2 separate regions of the Homo sapiens genome follow, and region 2 is linked to region 1. Evidence: chromatin loops called from intact Hi-C (ENCODE). Cell type or tissue: Calu3. All regions are shown on one strand. Each heading gives the region's core, and the rest is flanking DNA. Links, peaks and the distances in the headings are about the cores only. Region 1 overlaps LINC00882 (long intergenic non-protein coding RNA 882). Region 2 overlaps LINC00882 (long intergenic non-protein coding RNA 882).

The links. A loop is a pair of places that touch in the nucleus more often than their neighbours do. Peaks named below come from ENCODE experiments on the same cell type or tissue, not always from the same donor. Only the 100,000 strongest peaks of a DNase experiment are listed, where the experiment ranks them.
Region 2: a loop joins it to region 1, with 6 times the contacts of the local background. A loop is called at or near these places in 1 of 110 quality-filtered maps.

What each region holds. Positions count from the first base shown.
Region 1 is chr3:107,141,447-107,144,272 of GRCh38, reverse strand. All of the region lies in intron 1 of LINC00882 (long intergenic non-protein coding RNA 882), which reads left to right. Among named protein-coding and RNA genes, the nearest start is that of LINC00882, 98 kb to the left of the region's middle. RefSeq lists an enhancer at 984-1,523. In Calu3, for the core only: no CTCF peak of the experiment used is centred there; no DNase peak of the experiment used is centred there.
Region 2 is chr3:107,215,821-107,218,646 of GRCh38, reverse strand. All of the region lies in intron 1 of LINC00882 (long intergenic non-protein coding RNA 882), which reads left to right. Among named protein-coding and RNA genes, the nearest start is that of LINC00882, 23 kb to the left of the region's middle. In Calu3, for the core only: no CTCF peak of the experiment used is centred there; DNase peaks (open chromatin) are centred at 1,256 and 1,616.

The DNA.
Region 1 (2,826 bases), core at 200-2,699:
CTCGCCCTGCTTCGGCTCGCACACAGTGCACTGCACCCACTGTCCTGCGCCGACTGTCTGGCACTCCCTAGTGAGATGAACCCGGTACCTCAGATGGAAATGCAGAAATCACCCGTCTTCTGCATTGCTCACGCTGGGAGCTGTAGACCGAAGCTGTTCCTATTCGGCCATCTTGGCTCCCTCAACCAATTGTAAAGAGTACTTTTAAGCCTGTGGTGTAAGATCAGAATCTAAGAGGTCAAATGAGCAATTTAAAATAATTAATATTAATGACTTTTTTAGTCATTCAATTTCCTTTAAGACCTCATCAGTAGGTAGTTTACTTTCATCCCCTACTAAGAGACCATTTCTAACATTTGACAGTGTAACTTTGTTTTTTTTACAAATTTAGTATTCTGAAGTGCTGTGTAGTTGACAGTCTTCTACTCAGTGTGTCCTCCCAAAACAGCAGACCTGGTGTTACCTAGAGCCTGTTAGAAATGCAGAATCTTTGGCTCACTCCAAACCTACTCAATCAGAAGCTGCATTTTAACAAGATCCCCAGGTGACTTGTATGCACATTAAAGTATGAGAAGCACTAGTCAGCGACGCTGGAGAAAACCCTGCAAAGAGGCATTATTAAATTCACTCAGTGTGTTTTTATAAACCATTTATAACAAATAATAAAATGAAGTGGAAGTAAATCATCCCTTTGCACTCTGGTTCTTATAATATTATTTTTCAAATCTGTGCTCACTTCCTTCCCCTAATTAAAAAAAGAGACAGCTGTTCACTCTGTGCACCTGTGTTAACCCGGGTCCAGGCTCAGTTAGGTTTCTGCAGCAGTCAAGCCAGCTAAGCACAGCTGTGGCATAGCTTCAAATCAGCAGTTCTTCAGGCCACCTGTTACAACAAACTACATTAAAACACTCCCAAGCAATCTTGTCTCCAATTCCTTCCTCCCCTAGCCCCCAGTAGTATGCCATAGTAATTGAAAGCAATATAAATTACTTGTCAAAAGTAAATCTCTATGAAGAAAAGCAGCTGTGTTATATTGAAAGGACCTAATTTCACTAAATAGTTCCCTTCCTCCACATCAGTTAAAACCACAGGAGAGAGGGGTGGGATGATGGGTTATAAAATACCCTGAAATCCCACCAGAAGAGGCCTCTACAGCCAAAGCAAAATGAGGATCTAAACAAGAATCTTGCTAATGTAGCCAAGCCCAGAACTGCCGGGATAATTGAGGATAAGAGTTGCTTTGTTCTCCCTTCCCACTCCCTGCTATTTTCTCCTTCTCAACCCCCCATTTAGCTTTACCCTCAGCGATTACTCTACCTTTTTAGCATTCCAAGAATACCTCTAAGCATCTACCTCTTTCTGTGTACACCCACCGTTTCCTGCTCAATAGTCTCTTTTGTTTCTTGGTTAACTCAGTAGCAAGGCTATTGAGTCCTGGCTTAAAGCTCACATCTTCAAAGACAGGGGACCAGAACCATAAATGGGCACACTGAATAGCATGCAGCAGAGGTTTAGGAAGAAAAAGGACAATGAGGTCACAGAATCCAGTGCACCTCATGATAAGTGGCAGCTTTTGGCTTTGATTAGGGAGGTCCAGCAATTATAAATAAAGATGATCACATTAGTTATATTGGAACGCCTACATCATGTTCATTTATTCATTACAGAGCTTTGAGGGAGGAATTATTATCATCACCATCATCACCGCTTTAGAAAACCAAAGCTCTAAGAGATTTTAGAAAATTTCCAGTTAGTAAACTGTTGTATTAGAATTAACACCTAAATCACTGCTCTTGTTACAACAGCCTGCTTCCCTTCTGGGTGTCTCAGCAGATGGGCACAGCATGAATACAGACATGTCTGGCAACAAGGTGATATGTGGATTTGCAGCCAGGTAGTCATATGGTGGGTATTAGGAAAGTCTGCCTGGAAGTAACAGAACATCTGCTGTGGGCCTAGGGTTCAGGGGCAGGACTTGAATGCTGAAAGTAAAACCAAAACTAAGTAGGGTCTACTCTTAGGAGAATTGGGGTTCCTGACAGTTGTCAATTGTGGACCCTCAATTCAAGTAGAAGTAGTCATCTGGAATACAATGTGGGGACTGAGTTCTAGCAGGCAGTGACTAAGAACTAGGGACAGCAATGGAGGAAAAGAAGGAAACAAGGAAGTAGGAAAAACATCCCATTTTCACTTGAGACACGGACCTGTTGAAACCTGCCCAGTTGTCCCATAGAACTGATGTTTATGGGTTTTTTTTTGAATAAACATAGAAATGGACTTTCCCAGTCTTAAAACTTGATAAAATTATCTTTGTCTTATCTGAGTTCCTTCTTGAGGAAACCAGCCCTCAGGCCTCCCAGATGGTATCAAGGAACTGAAACTCACCAGACCACCACATCCAGATAATGAGAAATCAGACCCTTTATCCCTCATGATATCCTTACCCCACCCTAATTTCTGTTAACCTGCATGTGATTGCCATTCTTCCCTGCTATATAAACCCCTAATTCTAGTTGGTTGAAGAAATGGATTTGAGACTGATCTCCCATCTCCTTGGCTGCAGTATCCAAATAAAGTCTTCTTCCTTGGCAATACTCATTTTGTCTCAGTGATTGGTTGTCTGTGTGGTGAGCAACAAGACCTAGATGGAACCCCTGGGTGTTTCAGTAACACTATGAATGGAGTGAATTGCGGAATTCCCTCTACTAAGCATAGATCTGGTCCTAGAGACTGGGTTGTAGTGGAGTGTGAAGGTGGAGATGAAAACAAAGATGGAAAAGACATTTTCTGGGGCTTTCTTTTGTGGTACTAGAGATTTAAGTGGAA
Region 2 (2,826 bases), core at 128-2,627, 74 kb before region 1:
GAATTGGGTCACTGGGAAGAATTACCTAGTGTGGAGAGATTTTCCTCATCCCATGGTTTATTGTTAGTAAGAAGCTGTTATTTATGTTCAAGTGAAGTTTTCCCAAATGTTTGCCATTTGCAAATATCTTTTATTATTTTCGTCATACCATGGACCATCTATTCTGTAACCTGCTTAATATTTTTCTTTAAATCTCCAGCCTTTTAAAAACATACATAAGTTTAATTTCCTCCCAAGTAATAATAGTTGTGAAGTCATGGGCTGGATGTGCTGGTTATATTTTTCTAATATATTTTCAAGCAAATCTTAAAAAATTGTTCATTTCACCACTTAATATAGGAGTTGGCAAACACAGCCAAGCCATTTTAAAATATATTCTCCATGGCTGCTTTTAAGCTATAATAGCAGAGTTGTTTAGACAGAGACAATTTGGCCTGGGAAAACAACCATATTTATTATTTGGCTCCTTAAGAACAGGTTTGCCAACCCCTGATCTTAAATTATTTCCAAACTATAAGCAGAACATAAACCTACTCTGCAGAATGTCACCCAGTGCATTCGCCAAGGGACAGTGTGTTAGATCCTTAACATTTTTTCCAGAATCAGCAAGTACTTTACCTTTTTATTCTGGACATGAAATATTTAATCAATAATATATGTTCTGAGAACTTTGGTGACAAGCCTATTTGAGATCAAAAGAAAAACACAGACATTAAGGATAATTTATATATTTTTAAATAAAGGGAATTTTTGCCTATAAAAATATCTAATGGTAAAAAAAAAAAAAAAAAAAAAAGCATAAAGTAAGAAGTCAAAATTTCCCGGCAAGGAAACTCCATTCTCACCCATTAAAAACAAAATTCCTTATATTTCCTGCTAGTCATTTTTCTGTGCCTATTCAAGAGAAAATACATTCTTTTTGTTTTTTAAAATATAGTATTTTTTAAAATTAAAAAAACATATAAATATGCACTACTTGTTTATAACTTATATATACTTCTTTTGTTTAGAAGTATAAGTAATATGGCTAAAATTATAAGTTGTTTAATATTCCTTCCAAGTATTTCTTGAATCTTATTGAGATGCAATTTCTATATTGTAAAAATCACCCATCTTAGGTTTACAATTCATTGATTTTTTAGTAAATTTACAGACTTGTGCAACCATTACCGCAATCCAATTTGAGAACATTTCTATCATTCCCGAAAGATTCCTCATGCCCATTTGCCTTTAATCTGTGTTCCTGCCCCAGCCTCAGGCAACCACTAATCTACTTTGTTTCTATGGATTTGCCGTTTCTGGACATTCCACATAAACGGCGTCATATATCATACAATTTTTTGTATCTGGTTTCCTTCACTTAGCATTTCAAAGTGACTTTAAGGTATAAGGGGGAAAGGGTTCAAATAGCCCAAGGTATCTTTATTCTTTTGCTTAGGTTGCTCTAGTTACAGTCAATGATCTGTTTCCTTTGCTTTGGAAATTTGCCTTTGAGACAAGCAGTGATACCAGTGCCAGGTAACCTTTGATGTTTTAAAAGCAGTTCCTGACATTCACCACTTCCCAAACCTGTATGGCACACATGGAAATGTTGATATTTGGGCAGCACTCTGGAGTGAAGAGAAGAGACTGCTCACCGCTGGTAGCAACAGGTCCAGGTGGCTCTGGGCCCTGCCCTGGCCACTTTGAGTGGAATAATATCTTGGTACAGCTGTAGCAAATGTGCGTCAGCCCAGTGTGCTCTGCCATACAGGCTAGGAAGTTTTCCTACAAAGCTTGTGGTTTTGATGTAACAAAACCTTCTCAGTGTTCTTATGAAAGTGTCATATGGGCCCAACTCCAAGATCCCTTTTCTCAGCTCAGCTTTTATCTAAAATGATGACTAAAAGCCTGTTCGGAGGCTGCCAAAACCAGTGAGGAGCTGAGTTAATCTTCTCTCTAATATGTCCACAAATATAGATGTACCTATTCCTTTCTTAACAGCTGAATTAGAATTTCATTGTTTCAACAGAATTAATTTAATCCGTTCATTAGTGTGTTTTCCTCCTTTTTCATTATATGAGCTGTGGTAAAATTTCACATTGCCACTTGCATGTTCTTTCCTTCTTGTGCAAATATCTGTAGAATAAATTCCTTCAAGTAGGCCTGCTGGGTCACAGGCTGTGCGCAATTCAAATGTGGTTATCTGTTACCTGAAGTGGCAGGTTGATTAGCGGGATCCTGGCCACAGCTGATGATGGTATCAGTGAAAGGCTATGGGTACTAGAGCAGTGGTTCATAGGGTAGGTGCAGCTGGGTGAGGATGAATGTATTTCAGTGTGTCCTAGATGTGGAAATTGACTGGGGATTCTGATACGGGCACCACTATACATGCACGGGTTCACTTCCAGGCCACTGCCATAAAGTGAATATTGAAATAAAGCAAATCACATGAATGTTTTGGTTTCCCACTCCCTATAAAAGTTATGCTTACACTATACTGTAGACTGCTGTGAATACAATAGTGTTATGTCTAAAAAACAATGTATATATCTTAATTAAAAATTGTTTATACTAAAAATGCTAATGATCATCTGAGCCTTCAGTGAGTTGTAATCTTTTAGCTGCTGTAAGGTCTTGCCTTGAAGTTGATGGATGCTAACTAATCAGAGTGATGGTTGCTGAAGGTTGGAGTGGCCATGGCAATTTCTTAAACAACAGTGTTTTTTGCTGCATCAGTTGACTACCTTTGATGAAAGACTTCTCTGCAGCATGCAATGCTGTTTGGTAGCATTTTCGCTACAGTGGAACGTTTTTCAAAATTAGAGTCAATCCTCTCAAACCCTG